Regions from separate parts of the Mus musculus genome. Here all the other regions are linked to region 4. The links are chromatin loops, found by intact Hi-C in ENCODE. Cell type or tissue: left cerebral cortex. All regions are shown on one strand. Region 1 overlaps Pum3 (pumilio RNA-binding family member 3). Region 2 overlaps Smarca2 (SWI/SNF related, matrix associated, actin dependent regulator of chromatin, subfamily a, member 2). Region 3 overlaps Smarca2 (SWI/SNF related, matrix associated, actin dependent regulator of chromatin, subfamily a, member 2). Region 4 holds the start of Vldlr (very low density lipoprotein receptor). Region 5 has its middle 140 kb from the start of Vldlr. Region 6 has its middle 100 kb from the start of Gm815. Region 7 overlaps Gm815 (predicted gene 815).

What was found. Hi-C counts contacts between places; a loop is a spot of excess contacts. Peaks named below come from ENCODE experiments on the same cell type or tissue, not always from the same donor. Only the 100,000 strongest peaks of a DNase experiment are listed, where the experiment ranks them.
Region 1: it touches region 4 in a loop (4-fold over the local background); 9 of 42 quality-filtered maps call a loop at or near these places.
Region 2: it touches region 4 in a loop (3-fold over the local background); 8 of 42 quality-filtered maps call a loop at or near these places.
Region 3: it touches region 4 in a loop (6-fold over the local background); 8 of 42 quality-filtered maps call a loop at or near these places.
Region 5: a loop joins it to region 4, with 2.4 times the contacts of the local background. A loop is called at or near these places in 3 of 42 quality-filtered maps.
Region 6: a loop joins it to region 4, with 2.6 times the contacts of the local background. A loop is called at or near these places in 7 of 42 quality-filtered maps.
Region 7: it touches region 4 in a loop (3-fold over the local background); 4 of 42 quality-filtered maps call a loop at or near these places.

What each region holds. Positions count from the first base shown.
Region 1 is chr19:27,423,402-27,427,401 of GRCm38, forward strand. It overlaps Pum3 (pumilio RNA-binding family member 3), which reads right to left. Exons shown (of 18, transcript NM_177474.5): 2 at 3,636-3,727; 3 at 2,395-2,613; 4 at 808-943; 5 at 105-180. The coding sequence starts at 3,720. Among named protein-coding and RNA genes, the nearest start is that of Pum3, 4.5 kb to the right of the region's middle. In left cerebral cortex, CTCF peaks have their summits at 2,493 (motif pointing left) and 3,277; a DNase peak (open chromatin) is centred at 2,459.
Region 2 is chr19:26,729,897-26,733,896 of GRCm38, forward strand. The region is part of intron 27 of Smarca2 (SWI/SNF related, matrix associated, actin dependent regulator of chromatin, subfamily a, member 2); the gene reads left to right. Among named protein-coding and RNA genes, the nearest start is that of Gm46648, 92 kb to the right of the region's middle. In left cerebral cortex, a CTCF peak has its summit at 2,088; DNase peaks (open chromatin) are centred at 723, 1,783 and 2,104; H3K27ac peaks cover 553 bases.
Region 3 is chr19:26,746,528-26,750,527 of GRCm38, forward strand. All of the region lies in intron 27 of Smarca2 (SWI/SNF related, matrix associated, actin dependent regulator of chromatin, subfamily a, member 2), which reads left to right. Among named protein-coding and RNA genes, the nearest start is that of Gm46648, 75 kb to the right of the region's middle. In left cerebral cortex, a CTCF peak has its summit at 1,523; DNase peaks (open chromatin) are centred at 1,569, 2,326, 2,917 and 3,445; H3K4me3 peaks cover 3,374 bases; H3K27ac peaks cover 3,253 bases.
Region 4 is chr19:27,215,168-27,219,167 of GRCm38, forward strand. Vldlr (very low density lipoprotein receptor) reads left to right here and starts at 1,853. Exons shown (of 18, transcript NM_001161420.1): 1 at 1,853-2,529. The coding sequence starts at 2,448. All of the region lies in intron 3 of Gm35438 (a long non-coding RNA gene), which reads right to left. In left cerebral cortex, a CTCF peak has its summit at 1,713; DNase peaks (open chromatin) are centred at 1,378, 1,782, 2,455, 2,624 and 2 more places; H3K4me3 peaks cover 2,946 bases; H3K27ac peaks cover 2,948 bases.
Region 5 is chr19:27,073,169-27,077,168 of GRCm38, forward strand. No RefSeq gene overlaps it. Among named protein-coding and RNA genes, the nearest start is that of Vldlr, 140 kb to the right of the region's middle. In left cerebral cortex, no CTCF peak of the experiment used is centred here; DNase peaks (open chromatin) are centred at 2,067, 3,044 and 3,960; H3K27ac peaks cover 335 bases.
Region 6 is chr19:26,984,790-26,988,789 of GRCm38, forward strand. No RefSeq gene overlaps it. Among named protein-coding and RNA genes, the nearest start is that of Gm815, 100 kb to the left of the region's middle. In left cerebral cortex, no CTCF peak of the experiment used is centred here; DNase peaks (open chromatin) are centred at 1,912, 2,608 and 3,312; H3K27ac peaks cover 400 bases.
Region 7 is chr19:26,886,323-26,890,322 of GRCm38, forward strand. Gm815 (predicted gene 815) reads left to right here. Exons shown (of 4, transcript NM_001033407.2): 2 at 57-162; 3 at 1,433-1,533; 4 at 1,987-2,325. The coding sequence ends at 2,109. Among named protein-coding and RNA genes, the nearest start is that of Gm815, 2.4 kb to the left of the region's middle. In left cerebral cortex, a CTCF peak has its summit at 2,085; a DNase peak (open chromatin) is centred at 2,064.

The DNA.
Region 1 (4,000 bases), 210 kb after region 4:
CATTTTTCAGGCCCCTGTCACCAACAGCCAACTACTCTTCCCTAAGAGCAAAGGAAACCTGAATTTTTATTTTTTAAATGGAATAATGAGCACACTCTACTCACAGTTTTAATTTTCCCTTGAATCAACTTCTGCAAATCACTCATGAGCTTCACCCGTTTTTCCTTGTCACAATCTTTTCTGCAGAGGAAGCACAGATGAAGTTATTTTAAACATGAAAACCAAACACCATGCAATACATGGTCACCAGTTCAGTGAGGTTTTTCCTTTGAAGGCAGCAAATCTTTGACATTAAAATTATTATTCTGGAGCAGCCAGACAAAAGCAATTTTCTCAGAGACAGAAACTCATCTCACAAGGTATAATTTTATGCATCAATCTAAATCTTAACAGCCAGAACTTCAGAAGCAAAGAAAAATAATAAAACAATCTCAGATGGCAAATACTTAAACATCTCAAAACCTAGCTGATAAGAAATTGTCCTTCATTTTCTAAGAAATCTTTCAGGATAGATATCAAATCTATTTGACTCTCTCCATTTCCATAAAGCTATCTGACACCATCCTAATGATTTCACACACGGCTACACTAAGCAGCCAGCCATCCTGCCACCATGACAGCAGACTGCCAGTACACAACCAAGAAACCAGGCGCAGTCTCTGCTGCCTAGAGCATGGTCTGTTTGCAGGACACCCCTTCTTGCTGCCCTTGTCTCAGACAGGATGCCTAGAGCACTGTCTGTCTGGAGGACACCTCTTCCTGCTGCCCTTGTCTTGGTCGGATAAGAGAGAAGTGGCTCTCAGGTACCTTCTCAAGCTCTCCCAAATGTGCTTTGCTCGAACCACGATGTCATAGTTGGTCTTGTCACTGAGCTGCCTGCTCTGCTTCAGCTCTTTCTTCTTCTTTTTGAAGTCATCCCACTTGGGTTTCTTGGCTCCTGATTCTAGATCCAGATTCAATGTGTTTAGCATTCCAAATACTATACCCGAATATGAAGTTAGTACAAAGGGCGATCACCAGAACCAATCTCATTCTAGAAGCTACAAGGGGAAACCATAATTTCCCAGAAGTTTTGCATTTGATCACAATTTTTAGCCAGTCTATACATTTAAAATGTATCTAAAACAATGTATTTAGTAGCTTTTTAAAAGACAAGGCTCTCACAGGCCAGCCTCAAACTCAGTAAGTGCATGCAACACCCTGACTGGCCACAGCCCAGCCATTTTAATGGCTTACTATTCTTAAGAGGACACCTAGTATGGGAACTGAACATGAAAGGATTTTAAAAGTGCCTACAAATGTGAAACACCATCTTCCGTTGTGAAAGAACACTCGACTTTAGAGCACAGACAACTGTGCCTTTAAGCCAGAGTTTCCAATGGAAACAAGTCAGTCCAGGTTAAAACAGGAAAAATAATTTGAGAAAGCCACTGTTCAAAAGTGGGTGGTGAAGCTCAGAGGTGGAACACTTGCACGTGGGATTCCTCATTCAATCCAAACATCACAAACTACCCAAACTCCACGTTCCAAGAGCTGTCATGCATTACTTAACTCTTAGAGCATGAGGTAGCTATGACTTACTCACCCCTGCCACACTAGGGAAGCAGGTCCCACACAGCAGGTCCGTGCCAAAGCCTCCTGTCACTGCTACGTGGTGGACAGGGACATAATCACCCACAATCACCTTTCACTCCTGACAACGCACAGCAAGCTTCTAAGTTCTCTACAGATCCATGCTATAAAGCTTGAGTGTCTACCTATGCCTGTGTCGTAATCTTCGAAAGCTGATTGCATGATCAGTTACACAACAGTAATACCCCTCAGGGGAGGAAAATGAAATGAATACTCCACTAGGGTATTATTAATGGCAGTATCTCCCCTGAGTCCTTTAGAAATTAGTTATTTCCAAGGTCTCCCACTCTCTGATTATAAAAGTGACTCAATGCAAAAACCAAAAGAATAAAAAGTAAACGAGTCATAATAAATCCTAGGTATAAATACCATGTATTTTTTCATCTTATGAGTGTTTTGCTACATGCATATCTGAGCACAGCATGTGTGCTTGGTGCCTGAGGAGCTCGGAAGAGGACACTGATCGATTCCCTTGAACTGGAAGTCTGAAGAGATGGGTGTGTGCAACCACGTAGGTGCAGGGACTCAAACTTGGGTCCTCTGCAAGAACAAGTGCTCTTACCCGCACAGCCAACTCTCCAGCCCCAGTAAGAGAAATTTTGGTTAGGAAACATGCTGTTGTTTACTTAAAACCTTGTGTGCTTCCTTCCTTTTACTTCAAGCTGCTGCCTGTCTTGGAGCAAGGACAGGTGGTCTCCGACAGGGTGGAGACCTGCGCGCCTTGGTCAGGGAGGCTTCTGCAACGGCTCTGAGACAGCTTACCATCACTTTCACCATCTGGCTGGAATTTCCGCTTCTTGCTGAATTTATTTGCCTTCTGAAATTTGTCCTTCGGTCCTTTGCCCCCTTGTGGCTTGTTCTTGAACTGCTTCACACCTTTCTTGCCAGGTTTTGTGGCACCTTTCTCAAAGTTCTTAGATGTGACTTTAGGTCCGCCTTCCTTAACAGCTTTCCTTGGGAATGTCTTTGAAGAACTAGACTCTAGCAGTAACAATGAATATGTGTTAGTTCACTGACTCTGAGCCTTAATCACCAGCATCCACTCAACTGCACACCACAGAGAATGGCATGCTCTGTAGAGCAACAGACAGCCTTACTCTTAAATATGCATTAACCCTTTTGAATAGATTCGTACTTAAACAATCAAATCAAAAGAAAACTTTCCGATTATAAAACTGCAATATAGACTAGTGATGTAGCCCCAGAAAGTAAAGGAGTTCACAATAAACTGTAATTTACCTCCTAGAAACAACCACTACTGTTAGCTCAGCATAGTTTTGCCGTTTTAAGCATATGCTAGAAGTTACTGGCTCTACCATCAGTATTTATACAAAAACCTCAATCAGTGGTTCTATAAGAGTCTAAGAACAAAATGAATATCACTGACGATAAGTATATCATAAAAATGAGTGAAAGTGTATTTCTGAAAAGGTCTAATTCTGTAAAAAAAAAAAAATAAATTAAAGCCTATAATAAAATTATTTGGTTAAAATTTTTGGTCAAAAAGCTTACATATACCTAACAAACAGGATGCCAATAACAATAGCTGACTTAAGACCATTAGGAGGGGAACATAAGACAGCTTAGGAAACAGTTATCTATATAGGCCTGGATGTTTCTACTCTGCAATACTGACACCTGATGGAATAACAGAGGTATCACCATTCAAAATTCAGAAGGCAAAAGCTGTCAAAATTAGCCAGCTCCAACTCACCAATGTTAAAATGAATTGTTCAGAGAATAAATGTGAACACCATGAGGCCACATCCACTGCTGACACAGAGGAGCTTTCAGAAATAAAAAAAATTCCTCGATTCTTCTGGCAATCTCATAGAAGTTTCATGAGGAACAGGTCAACTTGTGGACAGTAGCAGTGGCCTCTTTCTCCCACGTTTACTGTAATCCTAGCCCATGAACAGAGTGGCACCTGCCATAAATCCCCACCCCCTGCCCCAATCTAGGTAGTCACCAGAAGGGAAGCACCTTGGGAAAGGCCATCTTACCACTGTTCTTATGAAATTTATTCTTTCCTTGTGATGTCTGTGGACTCTTTCCTGTAAACTTTTTCTTCCCTTTGACTTCCATCATAGTACTTCTGAAAAACAAAAGCCAAAACCACAAAGAATCACTGACTTGCTCATCCAATAAGAGTCATTAAGTAGTTGCTACAGCGTTTAGTCCTTGAGTTCAGATGCCATATAAAGTAACCAGGCACGGCCTGGAGGCTCTCAAGTCCACCACGTATATAGTTAACCTCTAAGACATTAAAAGGAAAGTCAAAAAAGATCCCAGCCCAAGCACACCCTAGCTGGCTCAATACAGACCACTGTAAGAGTAAACACCACTGTCTGCAGCTTCTAACCTGGGA
Region 2 (4,000 bases), 490 kb before region 4:
ACAGTTCTCGAAAATGCCCACCTCCTCTAATGGCTAACAGCTTCTGCCTCCTGAAGAAGCCTGGCTAACATTCTGTCTGCTGATGGGCTCATACTACTCATACCGGTTTAGAAAGCAAAGGCATTCTTTGTCTCTGTGAACTTCCCTTATCCTCATTTTTTATTAAGACAACGGTTCTTGTTTTTGCACCGGGGATAGTCAATCTAGAAGGTGCAGAAAAGCGTGTTAACATGACTTAAAAATATTCTTCTACAGTGAGTAGTTGGTAGCTTCTGCGGGGTTATACCCAAGGTGTTAACAGTGTCATGCTAAACATTAAACTTGTATGCATCAGTTTGTGCTCCTGATATAATTGGTGTCTTGCTAACTTCCTTTAAAAAGCATACTGTAGCTTGTGTTTGAGAGCAGGCATTCCGTCTACTAGTATTGGCAGAGTTGTGATGAGAGAGCATGGGTAGGGCCAGAGCTTTTCATTTGATTTCAGTCATGTGTGTTCTACCTGAGATGTTTCTAGCATCGCAATGCTGGTGTTGTTCTTGAGGACTGGGACTTTGACAAACTGGGGTTACTGCAAAGCTAGAGGCTAAGCTGACTGGTGATTTTCTGGAGGGCTCTGCTCTGCTCCTTTGGTCTCTCTGCCAACTTCAGAATGCTTCTCTTCCTTAAAATGCTTAGCGATAACCTGGAATTTGTTTAATTGCAGAGTGGAGTGATTTTGCCCCCCAGCACTTGGAGATAATTAGAACACGATGTAGATTGTGTGCTCTGTCTAATGTGTAATTACAGCTGGGCGGAGACAACGGATTTTGGAGAGCAGGCCTTTGTCACGTGGCGGATCTGATGTCTTGAAAACGTGGTTTTGAAAAGTCCCACTTAACTTGTTTACTATCATGAGCTTCCATAGGACCTCACATGTCCGCTGTGTGCTCTTTGAACACTGTGTGATTAAAGGTGACTACAGAGGCTCCTGGCGTTGAAGGAAAATGCTTTTTCTTTTTTTTTTCTTTTTTCTTTTTCTCTTTCTCTTTCTTTTTCTTTTTCTTTTTTGGAATGATGCCCTGTCTAGTTGGACCCCAATATCTTTATGATGTGATGGAGATGAGGCGAGTCGATAAGACAGGTATTGTCAGAGGCCATAAGATTTCAAAAATGAGCCTCTCAGGAGCAAAGACAGAACATCCATATTTTTTCCTTTCTCCCCATAAATCTGCTACCAGATGTGAGTATGCATTTCTAGAGGATCTTTGGGGTCCCCATGATCACATCTGCTTTCCATGAGGAGGACATTGGGAGTTTTCTTTTCACAAAGCCTGATCTAAATGAAAGGAAGTGCAAAACACTTCAGATTGATAACAGCGGGGCGGGATGATTGGTAAACCGTAAACCGTGGAATTTACTTTGGCATTTTGAAGGTGTTGTCATGCCAGCATGCACATCCAGACAGGATGGATCTCTGTACTTGGCCACTCAGTGCAGGCAGCCAAGGTGCCAAACTCTAGAGTATAGAAGGCAGACAGCTCCCTGAAGATTGTGTTCATAAAGTACCAGAAACACACACACACACACACACACACACACACACACATACATATACCCAAGAAAAACCCAAGAGGTTGGAGTTTCAAATAGCATATTTGGAATTCTGCTGAAATACATTAGAAACAATAATATCTCACGTGTATGAAGAGGTAGGCTGTAGACCCTTTGGGAGGGTTTGAAACATGGTAACATCTCTGTTTGGGTTGGACGAAGTCTGATCCACCCCAGATCAGAGACAGGCTGGGATCTCTTAGCTCTGTTTTGGCTGAGAACATCTGTGATTCTGGGAAATGTAATTTTCTCTAAAAATAATTTATTTCATTCTGGTAGGATTTCTTGGCGACTTCATCTACAGCATAACATGCCTAGAACTTTTTATATTTTTATATTTTATGTTCTGTTTGTTACCTTAAATAATCTCCTTAATTTTGTTTAAAGACTACAAGACTTAAAACAATTGACCTTTTACTTTTTTTAATGGCATTTGGGTTTTAAAATGAGGTCATCTGATTTACCGGGGCAGAATTTTCTAGCAAGCTGCATTTCCGTTTTTATACACAAGGGAGAGCTAAGGCCCTAGAAAATAGATGTAGGTTTCACCACATTCCATCTTTGGGTGGAAGGACTGAACTAATTAATGGCGTTAAGAGCTGTGAATTACTGGGCGGGGGTGGGGGGGTTGGGGGGAGGGAATATTTGACAGAAGTAAAGGAATTTTAATAACTTCCAACAGCTTTTATTTTATATGCACTGGCCAGATATCTATAACAGCCATTTAACCCCAGTATGTTCCCCTTTTGTTAGAATTCAGCAGGGTAAATTTAACAGAAGGAATAGTCCTCAGAGGGCTGGCAGAAATAAACAGTAAAGGTTGAGAGGCCGGACAGACTTGGGGCAAATGATTGCTTTTCTTCTTTCTTCTTTTCTCTTCTTTCTTTCTTTTTTTTTAAACAAACAAACAAACAAACAAAAAAACAAAAAAAAAAACAAAAAAACAAAACAACAAAAAAAAAAACCTCTTAATGGCTAGAATTTCTGGTCTTGAATTTTATTGTTAGAAATCAGGATTTAAGCTGGGCATAGTGGTGCACGCCTTTAATCCCAGCACTCGGGAGGCAGAGGCAGGCGGATTTCTGAGTTCGAGGCCAGCCTGGTCTACAAAGTGAGTTCCAGGACAGCCAGGGCTACATAGAGAAACCCTGTCTCGAAAAAAAAAAAAACAAGAAAGAAAGAAAGAAAGAAATCAGGATTTAGCTCTCAAATCAAACTCAGTCATCAAAAAGAACTGTGGAGAATTGCCCTGGCCTTACACATACAAAGAAGCAGCACGTTCATATTCTCTTGAGAAGAAGTTGGGGGGAGGGGGGAATTAATTTGTTTCTATGGGGAAAGAAAAAAAGTTTGGAGATGTCTTTTTTTTTTTTTTTTCCAAATCAAGATTTGGTGTTTAATCCTGTGTATTTATTTAGATATATATATATTTTTTTTAAAAAGCAATAAGGCAAGTTGACAGAAGATGAATGTTAGAGTCAGGCAGATGGCCAAGTTCGGTGCCAGCCTGGTCTATCTAGCAGGTTCCAAGCCAGTCAAGGCAATATAGAAAGACTCTGTCTCACAAAACAAAACAAAACAAAACAAAACAAAAAAAAACAAACAACCCAATAAATAGTCTTTATTGTTGGTAAGGGTTGGGGCATGCACTGTTTGGGGAGAATCAATCAGGGCACGGTGACTCCATTTTCTCTGGGTGGAATGAGAAAGCCACTACATAAGGCCACTTTCTCTGCAAGCTAAGGCTTAGTGGCAGAGAGCCCAAGCCTTGGGGTCAGCAGGGGGTCAACTCCGCCTCATGACCTGGTAGCCTTTGAACTTCTAGGAGCTTTCTTTGTTTTGTTTTGTAATTTAATTTAATTTTATTTTATAAAATGTTCCACAAGGAGGGAGTCTGTGTTTGAATGTATCTCACACAAGAACCAGGATCCTAAAATGGGAGAATAGACTTTTAAGAAAAAAAAAGACTCAACAGTTTCTGAGAAATCCCAAATGGGAAGTAGGAGAAGAAAATAGTTCTGTTGTGTGTCCTGAAGAGAAGGTTTGGGTTAACGGGGAGAAAGCTTAGGGTGGGGAGCTTAACCAGGAGGGCATGCCTACTTACTGACAATGTCACAGCTTCTGGCCACGGGCATCTTCCACTCAAGCCAACCGAAGTTCACCCAACAGTTAACTAGCTCTGGCTAGTTCTCACTGAGCAGCTTGCCAGCTTACCCTCACTCAGCCAATGATGATCTTGACTTCAGTTTTCACTTTAGCCCGTGCTTACAGAAAGAATGTAAGGGCTGGCAGCCATGGAGTGCGAGCCCAGGCCTGCTGCTACCCATGTGGTCTTTGAAAGGCTTTTCTCCAGTGTGAGGAGGGCAAGCAGTGTTGGCAGAAAAGGGCAGAAGAACCAGAACCTGCCTGT
Region 3 (4,000 bases), 470 kb before region 4:
GTGCCGAGCCAGTGGCCGCGTGTACGGACCTGCCGTATATGGACCTGCCGTTTTTGAGATTCTTCTCCTCATTTATAGAGGATTCAGGGTCTGGCTTTCTAAAGACGCTTGTTTTAGTAAGGATACATACAGAATATTTGGTTCTCATCACTTAAAGTGCACATATCGGTAAAATGAAGTACATTAAAAATCTTACGCAGCTGTCACATCAGAGCTCCTAGATCTGCAACCTAGTTGACCACTGAGCTCCTGTCCTGTGAGTGGCACCTTGCAGTTTTTGGTCACCCCCCACACCCCATGTTTGGAGGTTTTATGTACACCTTTCTTAATACTTTGCTTTTGGAGACTGTAATAATCGAAACTGTAGCCATTGTCCCAAGTCCTGGGTCTGGAGTTCTGCCCCTGCCCTCCCCACCCTGGGACTAAAGGGCCTGGCAGCAGTTTGCTGTTACTTTTTGAGATTGCTATTATAAGAGCACGCCTCACAGTGGAACTACAAACTCATAAGAATGCTGTGATTTGGTTGTTAGTGTTACTCTTCCGGTTTGGGGATCATGTCTGTGTTCTTGGTGTTTAGGGTCTCAGCGGAAGGAGACCTAGCCTTTTAGGACATTACCCTTTGGAGATGTGAGATTTCCCCCAGAAAGCACCAGGTTGTTTGTAGTTTTTATTCACATCCTTTCTTTAACACTTAGCCTGATGGACACACACACACATACACAGTCTCTCTGCCTGTGTATGTCTCTGTGTCTCTGAATGCCTTCCTCCCTCCTCCCCTCCCCCCTCCCCCGTCTCTCTCTCTCTCTGTCTCCCCCCACACACCTCCCAATTAGAGACCCTAAAGGAAAAGCCTCTCCCATCACCACCTAGAGGGAAAAGAAAGAAATCTGTCAGGGAAGACATACTACAAATACCAGGTGTACTATCAGAATATGCTTGGTTTGTTTGTTTTTCTTTTTCCTCTATTTACCATCTATAGTCTAGTGATCTCCAGAATTCCTGCTTTACGTGTTTCCTAGAGATGGTTTGGGCCATAGTGAGAGGGCCCTATCACACTGCCGGGTGCTTCAGCGAGGAGGCAAGGGTGGGAACAATGGGCAGAGTGGCTTTTTGTTCTCCCGCCGCTGTTTACCTATTCACAATCCTGAAGCTGCTCCGCTGTGATGGGGGATGTCACGTGTAACTCCACCCCCGCCCCCACATCCCCCACCCCCTGGCTGAGAAGGAGCATAATGCCGGCTTTCGAGACCTTCCCTCATTCAGTGAAAGATGTAGTTGGCGTGTGTCTGGATGACAGAGAGGCACGGTGGAAGCCAGCACGTGTGGCTGATTATCGGGGCTACCATGTGCTTTACAAGCTCCGGTGTCTGCTCCGGAGCTGGTCCCTGCATGGCCGCCTCCCGGCCGTCCTTGTCAGCACCGCTACTTTCTTAAGAATCATTGGAGAGCAAGCCTGTCCCTCCCTCGCCTGTGCGTGCACATCCTGTTTCGTGAAAACGTATTTTTCTTTTAAGCAAAATTGAAAGAAAGAAAGGAGAGCGAGAAAGGAAGAGGGTGGGGGGAAGAAGGTTGCCATCCAGTGGAGGAAGGAGTAATTTCTAGCTTCATTCAAGGAAGAAAAAAAAAAAAGCACACACACACACACACACACACACACACGCAGGCTGAAGTATGCTTAACTCTTTTAACTTGGCTGGGGCTTTTTAGCACCATATGGGTTCTTTCGTGACGTCCGGACCCGAAAGAGTGCAGTGTGCCTTTAAGGAAAGAGGTACCTCACCAAACTTCCCTGTAGTTGTGCCTCACCATTTAGGTAGGGAAGGAAAGTGTTAATTTCTTATTTGTACACTTTTTTTCCCCCCGACTTCCTTCCTATTCACTTCATTAAATCTAGAGGCGGTTCAGCATGGGAGCCGTCTGTATGTTGAATTAGGGCTCGCTCTCTTGCGCAACACGTCACCAGTCGGAAACTGGGGGTTTGCTTCTGTGATTTATTTCATTATTGTGCTGGTAAAAGGTTTGGAAGGGAATTCTTTCTGGGGGTAGTACTTTTAGCATTGTGTTGCAAGTTTTTTTTTTTGTTTTTGTTTTTGTTTGGTTTCTTTTCTTCTTCTTCTTCTTTTTTTTAATCTCCCCCCCCCCCCCAGCTAAGTTGTCCGTTGAGCTAGCTTAACAAATAATATTTTTAAATCAGAGAAGCCCCCATAATTTCCCTTACAAGCAAGAGAAATCTTAAGTCTAACTCTTGAAGTGCGAAAAGCATCGGGAAATATGGAGGGAATTGATTTCCATTAGAAAAAGCCCCTTAGAAACCACAGAACATGAAGCCCTGCATATAGATGTGTTCCCGGTCTTTGGGGAGGAGGGAAGATTTCGGTAGCTCTCTGCATTCCTGCATAAAAACCTTAACTTAAGGGGAATAATGGTCAGTACTTTGTGTGTTTTCCTGTAACTCCAGAACGTAAATTTAATAGGAATCTGCAGTATTAGCAGTTGTAATAAACATTTGTTTGACTAGTTCTGTTTGCAATTTAATTTGTTTTCCTTCTTAGGTACTCACAGGCGTAGAGATTTAAAAGTCCAAATATCACAAGCTTATGTTTTGTTCCCCGTTTTTTTTTTCAGAATGGGGGGGGGGGTAGAACAGAAATACTCTTTTCACAACCTCCCCCTCCTCACGGATCCCACTGAAAAGAAAAAAAAAAAAACAGTGAAAAATTTTGCAGTATGAAAACCGAAAGTGAAGTATCACAGTTATTTGAGATTTTTTTTTATAGAGAAAAAATAACACTGTATTAAAATACAGGAACCTGAGAACATACACATTGCTTTTACTTACATGCATCTGGGGGGGGGGGTGCGGGGGCGGGGGAGGGCGCGGGTGTTTTTCTTCTGTGTTAAAATCGTTTTAGACTGCTCCAAAACCATGCAGCATATCTTTTCAGGGGAAAAAAAAAAAGACTAAGATGAAGCATAAAATACAACAACAACAAAAAATCTTTGCTTTAATCTTTAAAAAATACATTTGAATATTCATTTGTTTTCTTATTGGCTTAATTGTTAAAAATGCAAGCAAGATTCAGCAACCACCTGAGCTAAAAATCTCTAATTCTGCTGCCTGGAATAATAAGGGGGGAACAATATGATAAGTAGTTGTCAATATTAAAACAGGCTGGAGGAGGAAGGCTTGGGGCCTGGTCGTAGGTAGAATGAAACAGCAGATTTGAGTATCCACAACCCTTCCAGTATTAAATTTTCAGTAAAATAAAATTACTTGTATATGAAAACATAGCCTTTCCCAGCTCTCTTTTTTTTCCTGATCAGCTGATGAAGAGACTAGCAGCTCGCTGCTTTGCCGGCTTGTTAATTTTATCCCCACTAACTGTGATTTCCGATAGCCGGCCTGCTGATAGTGGTAAGGTAAATATCCTTTTTCGTTGCCGTCTTGAAGATTCAGTAGAACTACATCCCAGGCATGTGTAGGTGTGTAACACATCAAAAGCCGCTGGTCTCCGTCTTTCTGTGTGCAACTGGGTGCTGGAGGAGAGGGCTGTACCATTAACTGTTGACAGGCTTGCGTGCTGTATTTATGATTAGCATGTTCAGCCTCCAAGATAATGCGGGACCATTTCTTTCTCTTATCTTTGCTTAGCTGCACTGTGTTTAGCTGTATAGTGGGTGTCCTGCTTTTAGGCGAATGAATATTAATGGAATAACGGGGAGCGTCTTCTTCTTCTTCTTTTTTTTTTCTTCCTTTCTCCTTTTTCTTCATAACTCATCAGGTCTCGCCTCTTTCATAGTGGTTTTCTGAACACTGTAGGATTGTGATGGAGATTGTCTTTTGATTATTAAGGCCTGGGCTCAAGCTGTCCCTTAGGGGCCTGTGTGTGTGCATGTTGCTTCTATGGATTGGCACATTGCAGAGTGCATTGGAAACAGTTTTTGTGGTTTTTTTTGTTTTTTTGTTTTTTGTTTTTTTTTAAAATCCCATTGGCATTTT
Region 4 (4,000 bases):
AGTTATCAGTTACTCTCTATGTTAATTATATGCATTCGTCCTTTGGAACTTCTTTCAGCCTCTAATAGGTTGGTCTGAAAGAGACCTGCTTCTTGAGGCCACAGATGATTTTGAGTATCATGTGGGTTGTTTCTGATTTCAGTTTACAGGTCAGATGGCAGGCACAGAAAAGGGAGTGGTTTGTTTTTATCCTTTGAAGTTACACAGAGGCAGAGGCAGTCGAATGATAGACCAAAAAAGCCACCAGGTTGAGTGTAGAGCCATAACTTGGCTTACCAACAGTTTATTTATGCTAGAAAGCATAATACATGTTTGTCAAAGTTAAGTCTTATGTGCCGTATCAATGTTTCCCTTGTCGTGTACCTTTCTCTCTCAAGTAAAACATTGAAAACAAGCTTGTGACGTCTCAGTTAACTATGGAGCCTGTTCATATTGACTATTTATTGACTTCACCTATGTCCCCCACCCATTTCATCAGGTGTAAAGTGACTATGAGCTTTTCAAGCCCCAGGGATACGAAAGTTAGACCATCCCCCTCAAACTTGGTCTGTGGACTGGTACTGGCTGTGATCACGTGTTCACCATGCAGTTTCCGCCCATCTCCTACCCTCTGATTATACACAACAGCATCCACAGTGAGCAGCTTTGAAAGACCCCATCTGCATGTGAGATTATCCATCACAATGAGGCTAAATTACACCGATCAAAATGTACCCTGGCTGAGAATTACCCCCAGGGTCTCCTGGGTACATGAGAACATCTCTCCTAGTAGACTGTCCCCAGAGAACTGCTCAAGAGAACCAAGGTGACATTACAATGCCAGAAGGAAGCTAGGACATGGAATCTGAAATCTGTCAACTTTGATTCATTCGAGGTACAGCAACTTATAAAACAGAAGCACATACACACATATTAACAGGTGAAATAATTTGGAAAAATCTGTGGTATACCACAGAAAGCATCTCAACCAAGGCGATGTGTTCAAGAAAACTGAAGTACACTAAGAACAAACCATAAACTTAGGTCCTGTCTGGCACCCACCTCCCTCCAATCTATCCTCTCTGGGAGGGTTGACTTCTTTCCCTCCACAATGCTTATAATTGAACGTTACAAACTATACCAAGAATAAATCTACCGGGGTCCCCTTCCTCCAACCAGAAAAAGGTTAAGCTTTTAATTACAGGCCCTCAAACTATCATTTTGTGCAATTAGCAATTAACTCTAATCGTTGATGAGAGAATGCAGAGCTGCGCTGGCAATTTCCCTCCTCCCCATCCCAGACTCGGTTATTTTAGTCTTGTTCTATTACAGAGGACAAGCCACAACCGCGGGAGCGCTCTTGTTCTTTCTCTCTTTCTCTTTCACACACTCTTACTTAAAGCCACATTTAATTTTTAACAAAATGGCATCTCAGCTTGCCATTGAGATGGGACTCCGAACCCCACAGCAGAACAGCGGAGCTTTCGCACCCCTCCTCTTCATCACTTTCAGGTTGGAAAGAAGAGTCCCCCGGAAGATGCTACCTACCGACCTCACTACATCAGCCCTTCCTAGGGGCTCAGGAGAGGGAGGAAAAGGGTTCCTTGCTGCCCCCCAGACCCCTCAACTGCCAGCCCCATCAAGCCTGGAGGCGGTGGCAAGAGCAGCAATAGTTGCATCAGCGCTCCTAGCCAAGGCGCCAGGAGGGTACAGTAGCAACTGTAGGGAGCTAGGGAGCGCACAGCTGCTGCGGCCGCAGGTTCCCTGGATCAGGAAATTAGGACAGGCACCCGGGATTGGAGGTGAGGACGGTGCGCGAGCCAACCAGCGGCCGCCCCGGGTCCCCCGTGAGCCCCGGGCCAACGCGCGGAGCAGTCGAGCCCCTGGAGCCATCCGGATGGCGGCGGCGACAGCCCCAGCCCCAGCCACTCACGCACGCACGCTGCCACTTGCCCCCGCACCCTCCTCACTGCGCGCGGGAGAGCGGTGCGTGCCTGAGCTGCTGGGCTGAGCTCCCCCGCTGGGGTCCCCGCGCCGCTCGGCCGCGCTCCTGCGGCCGCCCGGGTGGTTGCCCCCAAACCGCTCACTTGAGCTGTCCTCGGTGGCGAACGGGCTCCCCGCCCCCTCCTCCCGCGCCGTTCCCTCCCCTCTCCCTCCCCTTCTCTGCAACGCCTGCATTATTTTCCGCCCGCAGGGTCCGCGCGCACACCGCGGCCGCGGCGGGGGAGGTGACCGGGTGGGTGGTTGGGTGGGTGGCTGGCGGGGAGTAGAGTGTGCAAGTTGCAGGGAAAGGGTGCCCGCTCCTTGCGTGCTCTCCGTGCTCCCGGCTCTTCACTCCTTCCCCCTCCTCCTCGTCTCCTCCCTCCCCGCCCCCACCTCCTTCTTCCTCTCCGAAGGGCTGGTAACTTGTTGTGCGGAGCGAACGGCGACAACGACGGCGCGACGGAGGCACCATCCGGGCGGGCAGCATGGGCACGTCCGCGCGCTGGGCGCTGTGGCTGCTGCTCGCGCTGTGCTGGGCGCCCCGGGACAGCGGCGCCACTGCAAGCGGTGAGTGGGGACGCGCCCCTCCGCACTCGGCCCGAAACAAGCCGAGGCGTCCGCGATCGCCGCGTTCTGGGGGACCCCGGGGCTCCTCTTGCCCATCCCCTCCTAGCAGGCGCCTCTCCACGCTCCTCTCCTGCCTCCCCTCCCCACCCGGGTGGCGCCTCTGAGCTGTCAGAGCCGAGGTTACTGGGAGCCAGGCCCGGGGGACGGTGGGGTTTAGGGTGTCCTAAAGCGTCCCTTGAACTTGTTGTCATTCTTCTGTGTCCCCCTTCTTCCCAGAACCTCTGTTTTACATGGTTTTCACCCCCCATTGACAAGGGCTAGGGGATGTGGGCTTTGGAGCCACTGAACAATGGTTCTGCCTCCTCTGCCAGGCGGGCTGTTAGGACCGTGGCAGAGCACGGGGCCTGGAAGCCCGAGTGCGCCCCTCAGACTTAAGCAGGGTTGAGAGCGCACAGTGGGTGAAGGTGGGCGTCTCCGAGGACACCGGGCGCCAGGTGCCGGCCGAGCCGGGAGTCCTCGCGCTGCCGTGAGCAAGCGCACGTTCGGTGGGCGGCAGCCTGGAGGCCGAGCCATGACAAGTACGCAGCCTGCGCCCGGGACTGAGACTCCCCAGGCGCCGGGCCGTCTCTCGGGCTCCAAGAGTGGCTTTCAACTGGACTGTCCTCCGAGTGCTTTTCTTTCTCCCATCCCCGGGGATTCCGCAGCTACTGCGGCTTTTAAAAACCTCTGGGGTCTCTGAGATAACTGAACGGGGGAGGGGAGTGGGATCAAGACTTAATCAGGTTACTTTGCCGAGCCTCATTCTGGGCAACACTTTCCCCCAGAGAAACTGAGTCCCAGTGTAGTGACTGTAATTAGCCTTTATTCTGCACAATACGGCCCGAAGGTGTGGAGCTGGAGCGTGTGACTGGAGCTTGGGGAGGGCGGGGTGACTACTGTCGAGTCCCAGGGGGTCGGCACACTGGCTTTGGAGCCCTGTGTGTTTCCAGCACCCCATCTTGGGTCACACAACTTTCCAGAGCAGGTGATAAGATGCCTTCCTAACAAGGTCCGCGTCTGATCCTTGGCGGGCCACTGAAGAGGTCTTAGAGGTCTTAAGAGGTGACACCAAAGTGCTTGCTTGCCAACCAGCTCTAGGTAATTAGGGCAGAACGCTGTCCCAGCTCTAAATAGTCCACAATCCACATCTCCTGTCGCCGGGTAGCTTAGAAGGCCCGCCTGCGTGCGGTCACGTGTGTCCTGGAGTGAGAGCGAACTTTCAAGTGTGTGGTCAAGCTGTCTGTCGAGCTATGCTGGGGTGTTTAAGTCTCCCAGCGCCCCTGGGCCTTTGGTTCCGCTGTCCGGAGCGTGAGAAGCTGGGCAGGGCTTTTCTGCCCCATGCGATTGGCTGGTAGCTGGATTGCGTTTAGCTTGGTCACGTGTCTACGCGGAGTTAATTGAGCTGCCCCAGCTGGGTTACCTTTAAGATCAG
Region 5 (4,000 bases), 140 kb before region 4:
TTTTGACACATAGCTAAATTAGATTAGCTTCTACCAGTGTGCCAATGTCCTAGGCCATCCTTGAGCTAACCCTGGGCTTGGAATTCAGTAAGAATATTACCTATTCAGTAACATTCAGAATTAACTCTAGTATTATAAGAGAGACAGTATTACAGTTTACTTGAATAGAGCTAGAAATCTCAGGGCTAGTTTACATAGTAAATACTTAGAACAATAGCAGAGTCATAGTAGTAGGGAATTTCCCTGGTGCATGCTTTTCACTAGGCCCAGAGGAGTAGCATAAGTAGGTATTTACTAAGGGACCCCTGGTGGTGGGTTTAACAATAGACTAGTATTGCATCAGACCTTTCAGCTGGATCCTGTGAATAGCTGACTTTACATAAGGCGAATCTTATCTCAATTGTAAACATTGCCTGGTTCCTGCCAGTGTTTTTGTATGCATTTTTTGTTTTGTGTCCGATAACTTCAGTGTACCGTGGATGACCTTAATGTATCACTTAACTTCTTTGTTTTCTGTAATATATAAGTCTGATGCTCACTTTGACAAATTACATTCAGATACAACACTCCCTTGTGTTCATGCCTTTTTGTCACTTTTTGCAAACTCCCTGGCCACCTGTACCGGGACCCTGATTCTCCCATGGATTGAGGGGCCACTCCAGCCTTCTAATGATAAAGAAAGAATTTTTTTCTCTTTCACTTTCTTTTTCTCTTTTTTTTTTCAAAAGGCTCTGATTCATAGGATTTTATTATACTTACTTCTAAATGAAAAAAATAAATTTTGAGTTGAAATTAGGTCTTTTTAATTTTTAATTTTTATTTTATTGGATATTTTCTTCATTGACATTTCAAATGTTATCCCCTTTTCTGGTCCCCCCCCTCCGGAAACTCCCTATCCCATCCCCCCTACCCCTGCTTTTATGATGGTGTTCCCCACCACCAACTTCAGCCCTGGCATTCCCCTACATTGGGGCATCAAGCCTTCACAGGACTAAGGGCCTCTTCACCCATTGATGCCCAACAAGGCCATCCTCTGCTACATATGGGGCTAGAGCCATGGGTCGCTCCATGGGTTCTCTTTGGTTGGTGGTTCAAACCCTGGGAGTTCTTGGGGGTCTGGTTGGTTGATATTGTTGTTCTTCCTATGGGGTTGCAAACCCCTTAAGTTCCTTCAGTCCTTTCTCTAACTCCTCCATTGGGGACTCCATGCTCAGCTGGTTGGCTGTGAGCATCTGTTTGTATTTGTCAGGCTCTGGCAAAGCCTCTCAGGAGACAGCTATATCAGGGTCCTGTCAGCATGCACTTTTTGGCATCCACAATAGTGTCTTCATTTGGTGACTGTGTATGGAATGGATCCCCAGGTGGGGCAGTCTCTGGATGGCCTTTCCTTCAGTATCTACTCTACACTTTGTCTCCATATTTCCTCCCGTGAGTATTTCGTTCCCCCTTCTAAGAAGGACTGAAGCATCCACACTTTGGTCTTCCTTCTTCTTGAGCTTCATGAGCCTGTGAATTTTATCTTGAGTATTCCAAGCTTTTGGGCTAATAGAAAATCACATTACACATCTACCATTTAAAAGAAGGTGACCTGTGAAAGAATATATATCCATACTGTTTGGGGAAATGAAACGGTTAAGAGGATAGCTGCCCAAAAATTAGGGGGAAAAAGTTTAATTGAAGAATGAGAGAAACCATGCAGGCTGTCCTTGTAAAGATGAGGCTGAAGGCAGATCTAGTTTCACCTGAGCACACATGGCATTTTATGAGCAAAATCAGCAGGGAACATCCTAGTGACTGAGTGTGAGGTGTATGTAGTTCTCTTCTCCATCTGAGAGTCTTCATCACTGGGAGTCTCCATCCTCGGGTAGTTACAACTCATGCTGAATTAATTGAATTAATATAAACCAAGGTGGGGAAAGTCTTCGCAAGAAGCATTTTCCTGCCTGGAGCACAGACGTGTTTGTATTTCAGTAAAGGTGTTACGATTTCAGCAGCTGAGCTGGAGGTGGCTGCTTCAGAAACCAGATGGCCTAGAGGCCCTGGGCTTTTGCAGGGTAACTTAGCAACATCAGGCTGCTGCTGACATAGAGCAAAGGTGCAGTTCCTTATTGCTGGTCCTTGAGGTGATCGCATTTCCTACTGTGACCAAAAGAAACAGTGAGCAGGCTTGAGGATGCTTTGTTTGGGTCTCAGAAACCCTAAAAGCTATCTGAGGGAAAAGGCCTTATAAAATAGCAAACAACACACATTGGCAAGTCAGGGTCAGGTAAGCACGAATGGGCTTCTTTTTTCCCATCTAAAATCCAGAGTAAATGCCCATAAATGCATACAATTGCATGGATTTTGGTGTTTCTATCAGGTCATTGTGCTTTGGGTTTAATTCTCTCAAACGCATTTCTTTAGGACCAAACTCACAGTAGCCTCCCCCAGAAAGATAATTTCAGTTTATTATTGCTCTGTTCTCATCCAAGTTGGAACTACGGGGAAAAGAAGGCCAGTCGAGGAAGGAGGAAGTGTGCTGGGTATCGTGTGTATGTGTGTAAAACTTTCACCATGATATCTTAGCAAGCTGTCAGGGTTCTAAGCAGGGAATTGTGCTATGGTACCCATTTTAAACAATACACTAAAAAGACATGTACAGTATGTGTTAAATTATAAGATGAGCAAACAACTGAGCTGATATGTTAACATGAGATCATTCTGAATCTTAAATTGATGCTATTTTTGATATCTTCACTTCCTTGTGCCTTGCAACACAATTCCCAATAGCCCAGAGGCAGCCTCATCTTAAGTGCTCATTTGTGAATGAATAAAAAAAAAAGTGAAATATATATACACATAAATATCTATGTATATATGTGATGTATATATATATATATATATATAAAATACATACACACATATCAGCATACTAGACAGCTCTAAACCAGAAGTAGCTCTTCTTGTTTGCCATAACACGAGTGACATTGTGCTAAGCTGAAGAATCCAGGCACTGAAAAACAAACACCACATGATATCATCCATAAGTGGGATATTTAAAAAGCCAAACTCACAGGAACAGAGGCTGTAGTGATGACTGACAAGTCTTGAGGGTGGGAGGTGTTGAGGGTGCTACTGGCCAAAGAATATAAAATTTTAACTAGAAGGAATATTCTATGTTCAGGAGATCTATTGTCCAGGCAAGAAGATTATAGGTAAGAACCTTGCTTCAGGGGCTTGCACAGAAAAGTGGAGGTTGTGTTCCCACCACAGTGATAACTGTTTCAGGCAGTTACCTTGTTTGAGACATTCTACAATGTATGCCTATTTAAAAATATTATGGCAAACACAATAAATGCAATATTGATTCTCCAATTAAAAATAATATAACAGATAGACAAATATGAACAGAAAATAAATCTATGTTCTTTTTTAAATTGTATACCTTGTTTCTTTTGATAAACTCTAAGCCCAGTCATTTGTTTACACAGTAAGGCAGGGCTGCCACTAACACAGGCGATATGTCCCATTCGTGCCTGTAAGCTACATCGCAGAGTCCATAAATTCAGAGTGAGAGTAAACACACTTATCTCTAGTTTGTCAATTAAGATGCTGCTGTAACACATTGCTCTGTTTGCCAAAGTATTTAAACATCGTCTTTATTCATTGCTTCTCACCTTCCTACCTAAAATTGGCAGTCCCCGTTGTTATCCTCACTTAAGAAGTCACACTACCCAGGGAATAGCTGGATTAAAAGCTATGATGCCCAAATCTCATGGATGAGTGCTTGGGGGATCTTCTGTCTAGACTCAATGAATAATTCAGAAGACCAGGTCCTGGAAATCCAGTTCGGACTCTGGCAGACTTGATTGCTTTTGAGCTGTGGCTTCCAGGAGGTTGCTCATCCTTGGTTTCCCTCAGATCTCTCTGTCTTTGAGGGAATCCTTTAAGAGTTTATGTAAGGCTTGGAAACCAGCCTTCTCCCTGACTCTCCTCACTCCCTTAGCCAAAAATATCTGTG
Region 6 (4,000 bases), 230 kb before region 4:
AACAGAGCTTCAAGGAGAACTAGGAAGCACTGCCTTATATGGAGAGGAGTTAAGAGTGGAAGAAAATAAACATGATATCCTTAGCACACCCCACTCACACGTAATGAGCAAGCATAACTCTTAGCTTACATTTTATAAGTATAATAAGAAAACTATCAACCAATGTACCTCACAGGTACAAAACTCCTAGGCAAAATGCTATTAAACAGTCTAGCAACATATAATAAGACAAGGCATGAGGCCCTTCTGGTTTTACTCTGAGAATGCAAGATAGTTCAAAGATAGGTTTAGAATTCCAATTCATGTAATTAGCCATATTAACACATCTAATATTCCCCTTTTCTTTGAGTTTATATGGCTTACATTGTGATTTTTCCAGATATCAAATAACATGTTACTATGTAAAGAAAAGGCTATGACAAATATAATCTATTTCTAGAAAATGGGAGATGCAAAGAGAAACATACGACTCCCAAAAGGACTATGGGTAGAAACAGCAGCTACGGGGCTTTGTATCCTATGCTTCTCTTCTGAAGGAGAAGCTTGGGAGTTCCTCTTCTTACCCTAGCTGCTGTTTCAACATGGAACCAGAGTCCAGTCAGAGGTGGAAGGAAGAGGAAAAGGTAAAAGAAGAAAACAGCTCTCACCACTGCTGGAAATCAAAAGATACCCAGAAAGATTTTCAAATCTATGTGGGGAAGTCTAGCAAGTTTCTGCTTATACATTGAATGCATCAACTGGAACCTACAAGTTAGAGCCCACAGAACATATTTTGAAGATATGAACCTCTTAGGTGTAAATATAAGTAAATATATGTAAGACATTCAACTTTCCTGAACGTGTCTGGTAGAGGCAATCAATGTAGCAATAAATTATGATTATAGACTGAAATACTAAGTATTATAAATATTGCCAATTTCTCCAAAATTGGTATATAAAATAATTTCTAGAAACGGACAAGTTAGTTCTAAAATATAGATACACAAAACAGCCACATATATCCTGGTAGAGTAAGGTGAGAAGTATTGCTCTAAGAATTGTTACAACTTATTCTCTAGTAAGTATGACAGTGTATTATGCAGCTATATAAATATGCCAGTGAGACAAAATAGGTAACTCAGATAACTTGCCTGTGTGCACATTGCCATTCTGGATATGAAAAAGAAGTCCTGAGAGAAGTCAGATGGAAATTGTCCTTTGCTGTATTTTGTTCTTTTGAGCTAGGGTCTCATAGCCCACGATGGCATGAACCAGTGTGTAGCTTAACAATCTGCCAAAAAAAAGGGGGGATTAGCATTTTATATGATCCTCTATGGAAATGGATTCTCTATGTGTAAGTAAACTGTGTTATATAGCTTTAGAAAGGTGAAACAGGAGACTACTATCAGGAAAAACTTTAGAATCGAAGCATCCCACCGGAGAGTATCTTCAGGGAAGAACTTAAGCCACAGGAACACAGTATACATGAAAACACAACCAAACTGACAGTAAAAATCAAGATTTTATTTTCACTGAGAGCGATAGAAGCTCTGAGGAGGAAAACGAGGCAGTAGCTGTTATATAAGATAGAGCTGATGTGGGGGATGGGGTTAGGAGAATGGAATCGATAAAGAAGTGGAAATCAATAAGAAATGATGTATAGAACCTGACAAGGAAAGGGGAGGAAAGCGTGAACAAGCACTTCAGAGAGTAAGGGAATTCTGGTGGGCCGAGCGTAACAAGTCCCTAGGATCTATGTCATGGAGATGTCATTAAAGCACACTGAGATGTCTTTGCCTCCAGATATCCTCAGCAAATAGGCAAACAAAATCCTTGCACATTCAGTAGTGTCTGTCTGTGATGTGCCACTGGCATACACCTTTTAGGAAGTGACCTAGGATGCTCAATGAATCATAACAACAGCTAACCCATGCCCTGTGTCTATTTCTGCATACAAACTCATCAGTCTGCATGCAGGCAGAGAGGTGGTTGTGAGAGGGAGCAACATACTGAAGATTTGACAGGGTGTTTGCAAGATTCTTCCTGGATTGCAGTAAGAGTCACAGGTCTTCAGAGGAAGAGAACACACATACACAGGAGGAGGAGAGAGGCAAAATAAGGAACTGACCATGGGGCCATGGTGGCAGCATGGCCCCACAGTCTGACATTTGTGAGCTGGAAGCAAAGGGAAGATGGAGGTGTAGATTCAGTCCTGATTAAAGGGCATGAAGTCTAGGGAAGCCGATGTTATGTCTTGGTCCAAGGGCACAAGACTGATGTCCCATCTCAAGCAGTTAGGAGAAAAGATACATATAAAATGTCCTTTTCCTTGCTTCTTCATTCCATTCAAGCCTCAATGGCTTGCACCACACAGGAGCACATCTGTGCATGCTTGCATACACACATGCACACACACACACACACACACACACACTGTGCAGGGCAATCTGCCTTATTGAGTCCACTGATTCAAATGGTAATCTTATCTGAAAACACCCCCCCCACACACACACACACACGAGACATTCTGTTTAATCCAACCACATGGCATAGTCAAGGTGACATATACTTTTAGTCATCAGTACACAAATGAGTCCTGTGAAAGGACAGATAGAAGTTATTTTAGCCTTGTAGTGCCATCTGGTTTCTATCACAATTACACAACACCACCGCTGTAGCTGAAAGCAGATATAGATAACATGTAAATGAATCAGCAGTTGGGTGTTCCAATAAAAACCTTATAAGAAGGAGGGAGGGAGGGATAGGACTGAATTCAGCCACGGACCACATTTGCCAATTTCTCTCATCTAAGTAACAATTGTATCTGTTTGCATTATCATTATATATTTTGTGTACTTCTATAAACATGCTATTTTTACAAAAAGAAAATAACTGAGATCCAAGGAAGACTTTTAGCCGCTGTAAGCATCAGGGTTGCAGAGTTAGGAAGCCTGAGAGGGATTTGAGTCTTGCCCACTTGCAAAGTCCTGGGCCTTGGGTAACATGATGTAATCTGCACACTGGACACACTACACCAACCTAATGGGTTTGTGTTGAAGGTTAACTGAGATGTTTGGGTCAGGCACTGACTAGAGCTTTCAGCTCAGTATTTTTTTTCCTCTGACAGATAAGAGCAGATCTTATGCCATGTGTTATTACCCTCACCAAGACTTTAAGGAAGCTCTCATTACTTTTTGGCAGAAACGATCTCTTATGGAAGAAATTTATAGGAGACTCAAAAATATACATAATCTCCTCTATATAATGTGGAAATCACAAGTAAACATAGTTTATCGCCGACATGTGTCGCCTAGTATTTCTTGGAAAGCACCTGATTCTTGGCATACTTTGAGTGCTAAACAGGGGACTTGTAAAAATATACTTTACAGTCTCTCCAAATGTAAATTATAGAAGGAAGAAAGAGTGTGAAGGAAGAAGTTCATTTCTCATTCCAAACTCAGAATGACTGTGCCGTAGACATAGGAGAGTCTTACTGGATGATAAGACTGTCTGGCTACAGAAGGGCCTGTGGGAAGCATAGTCATGGCCGCTCAGGATTGCCATATCTCAACCCCCCCCCCCAACTTTGACAGTGTTGCCTTCTGTGACAATATGGACTTGGCAGTGGCTCTAATTGAAATCAGAATGTTGAATGGGGAGAATGACTCAATGTAAACACAAGGGGCCTTAGAGATGAAGAGAGAGGTAGGAAGATTAGAGGCAGGGGTGTTCAAAGATGTTATGCTGATGGTTTTAAGAATGGAGCAAAGGGTCCCAAGTCAAGGAGTATGGTGGTCTTTAGGTGGTAGAGAAGGCAACATAGATTCTCTCCAGAACCCATCGATGAAGTGTGGCAGAGTTGATGCCTTTACTTAAACCCACCAAGACTCATTTCAAATTTCTAACCTACAGACAGGTCTGTGTTGCTTGAATCCATTAAGTGTATGGCAGTTTGTTATGATAATAACAATTACAAACTAATAAAACTGTCTAATTGTGTCAACCTGGGGCTAAACATGAC
Region 7 (4,000 bases), 330 kb before region 4:
CGACAATGTTCTCCCCACTACAGCCTTTACTGATGTTTCATTAACAAGACTAACAGTCCTTAGGAACGATGCTTCTGTGCTGCGTAGAAGCCCATGCCATGGGATTCCAGAACACTTCCTTCTCTACGTTTAGAACTGCTTCCCATACTTTTTTCCCCCACTGTGAGTTGAGTTGGTAAACTTGGTCACTACTGGTATTTGTTTTTTTTTTTTTCCCTTAGCCCAGGGTAGCTTGGGTAACCCCCCACCCCCACCCCCACTTTACCCCTCTTCCTTCACATCCTAAACATTTGCTGGTCCTGACTCATTCTCTGTGTTATTTCTGCAAAGCCTTCTTTGAAACTCTCTACCTGGTGTTCTGTAGTAGATTAGTAGTTGCCATTCATGTAAATAAATGTGAGTGGACGGGCAGAAGGATGGGCAGACAGATGGAGATCAACCAAGAGGAAGTCAATCTTTTAAGACAAAGTCTCTCCATATAGCCCAGATTTGTCATGAGCTATACATTATCCTACCTTGATCTTGGGGTTGCTCAGCCCATTCTATGAAAAAAAAAAAAAGTCAAAATAAATGAGACTTGGAAGCCTCAAAGGGCCAGGACAGGTGTTTGATTTCTAACAAAGGGAAAACTATGCTGTATGTATTGGGATTTTTTTTCAGGGCCCAATTCCCCCCCCCCCCCCCATAATTCCTAGTAAAGGGTGACCAAGCAAACTGTAGAAGGTTCCATGCAATTCTGTACGGTGAAGGGTTTTGGTGTCAGCACACAGGGGATGGCAAAGTTTGGAGAAGAAGAGATGAAAGAGGATGGAAGAAGCCATTAAGTCTGCTGACCACTCAGCTACAGCAAGGCCTCCCTCATAGCATAGTCATCTGTCACTGTGATGGCTTATATATGCTCTGCCCAGGGAGGGGCACGATTAGGTGTGGCCCTGTTGGAGTAGGTGTGGCCTGTCACAGTGGGTGTGGGCTATAAGACCATTATCCTAGTTGCCTGTAAGCCAGTCTTCCATTAGTAGCCTTCAGATGAAGATGTAGAACTCTCAGCTCCTGCTGCACCATGCCTGCCTGGATGCTGCCATGCTCCTGCCTTGATGATAATGGACTGAACCCCTGAACCTGTAAGCCAGCCTCAATTAAATGTTGTCCTTATAAGAGTTACTTTGGTCATGGTGTCTGTTCACAGCAGTAAAACCCTAAGACAGTTACATATGACCCTGATCTCTTCTTCCAACTTTCTTTTCTATTTTTTTTAATAAAAATTAATTTATTTACATCAAACACTCCCCGCCTCCTGGTCTACCCTCACGGAGACCCTCCCCCAACCCTCCTCTCCTCCTCTGAGAGGGTGACCCCTCCCGCAGATATTCCCCTACCCTGGTGCTTCCTCCAACTTTCTTAGTTCCTTACTCTTCTGCCTTTGCCTCACTAGGTGCCTCAAGAGAGGAAGGACAAAGTGATACCCACTGGGGTCCAGCCAGCCCATCATTCCTGCATATTGACCCCGGAGGCCGGTGCCAGTGGAATAGCAGTGTGAGGTTCCTACCTGTCTTTTCTTGGCCCCTGGCTCAGAAGCTCCTAAACCAGTGACCTAGAGAGGCATCCCGACTCTCGATGCCAGAGGGAAAGCCCTCAGAGAGATGCCACAGGAATTCCTGCTTCACCCTCAACATCCATTAGCTTTGTTTGCTTCCCATTTAATTCTCTGAAAATTCGAATCCCACAACCGCTACACAAATATGTTTGGATTATAAACCTTAAGATCTAGGCATGGAAATAAAACCCAAGTCTGTCTTGCCCATGTTTTCGGGCCCACTTAGAACAGTGGCTAGCTTTCCTTTCCTTAAGCATTTAGGATCCTAGAGGAAGCTCCACAAAAGGGTCTTGCTTTCTATTTTAAGATGTAAATGTCATCATATAATGTGGCATTTTCAGTAAATAGCTCTCTGCTTGCGTTGATATTTCTTTCCTTGTCTATTTATACAGATTGGCTGCATCTCGCCTCGCTGCCACATGCAGAACGGGCTGTGGGTAGTGGCGCGTTTAACATCTGCCTTATTTGTAGAAATTCAGGCTGCTTACAGGGCTTTGCCACTAGAGACGACATAGCCACAGAGATCCTTGAGCTTGCTCGTCGGTGGCTGAGTGAGGATGTTTCTATGAAGCATTAGACATTATAGTAGCTGGATTCTAAATTTTAGTGCACACCAGCAAATTATCCTTTGAAAGACCCCTTAAGGCAATTTCTAATTCCATCCGGCAGACCCTTGAGTACCATTTATTATTTTCTGGATAATATTTTGTCATTTCTTATATTAAAAATTTCATATTTATCATATATATATTTATTTAGTCAGTTCACTGTCTTCTTTGACAAATGTGTTCTGAGTCCCCTCTCCCTATCCTGCTTCATCCATAGACAGTGGGAGTTACAGGCAAGAAGGGCTTGTAAAGATAGCAGATTTGGGCCTTTTGGTAATGATGCATGCTTTTAATTCCAGCACTTGAGGGGCAGAGGAAGGTCGATCTCTGAGTCTGAGGCCAGCTTGGTCTATAGAGCAAGTTCCAGGACAGCCTGGATTACACAGCAAAACCCTGACTAAATGAAACAAAACAAAACAAAACAAAATAAAACAAAACAGAAGATAGCAGCTGTGTAAGTAGTAACCAGCAGTGTCAGGAAAGACCCTCTGCCTGCTGGGGATGCCCCTTACAAGGATACTCTGCTCTTGTCCCTAGAGAGCCATCAGATTGCCACTGCAGAACTGCTGGGGGTGTGTGTGTGTTGGGGGGGAGGGGCTCATAATCACAGGAGAGACTCTGAATCATTCCAGAGAAGGCGTGGCTAAAGGATTTGGGAGGTGTGGAGAATGGCCAACTTCAGTCAAGGGTAAAGACAGGGAGGCTTTACCCACTTCAGGGTATCTCTGGACTTGGCTGGGTACTACTACAGGCTCTGGGGGCCACAGTGCATTTTTCATCATCATACTTTGAGAATAATTGAATGGACAAGCATGAAGGGTCTGCTAGGACAGTGACAGTGACGACTAATAACTTCCAGCTCCATCGATTGTTGAATCGTTACGTTGTGAGCCATTGAGAAGAGAGTTGCCATTCTAACCGGGATATGCTATTGATTACAAATACATCCTGCTTTAATAGATATAAAAATGTGCAAACAAAGAGTCTTGGGTCCTATAAAATATGTTAATAAGTTAATTTATGGCAACAGTTCCCAACTCCGAAATACTTACTGTGTACACAATACTCTAAAACATTATCTTATTTAGTTGTTTTTACAAAAGTTTGATACCTCATCTTCTAAAACAAATAAAACTCATAAAACAAACTCAACACAGTGCTCTGACTTGCAGTGCTCACCAATTCCCATAGTGTAAATCCACCTAGATGGTCATTTTTGACATCTCAGTAGGAAACCACTGAATGTAGAGTAGGGAAGAAAAACCCAATCCCTGCAAGCCAATGGCAACTGGCCCAGACACTGCTGGAGACAAGGATGAAAATGAAAGGTTCAAAGCTCCACTTAGAATTGTTGTGCCCATTTTGTGAACCCCAAAAGACCACCAAGGAGCCAATTCTGATGCAATCACACTAGGGTCTCTATTACAAGCTTGAGCTTCGGCTTACTCACCCACTGCCTACCCCGACTCAGCAGGATGAGTTGGTGAAGCAACCCCAAGCCCTCGACATGACAAGGTTTTATAGGAAATGGTGAACAAATGAGGGGGTGACCAGCCTGGCAAGTGTCTAATTGAATGACTGTTGGAAGCCAAGAGGTGGGTGCTCTGAAGCAAAACCATGAACCATCACGAAGAGTCTGAAAGTACATCTGAAACAATCAGACTTATCTTTGGTTGACTGTTGCTAGGAAGTAGCTAGGGAGTAACCTGGGGGCTAGGGGGAGGAGGGTTATGGGCCAAGGACAAGCCTTGGAGTCCTTCCTGGTACTTGGATGCAACTTTGGTTCAGCTACAGGTCG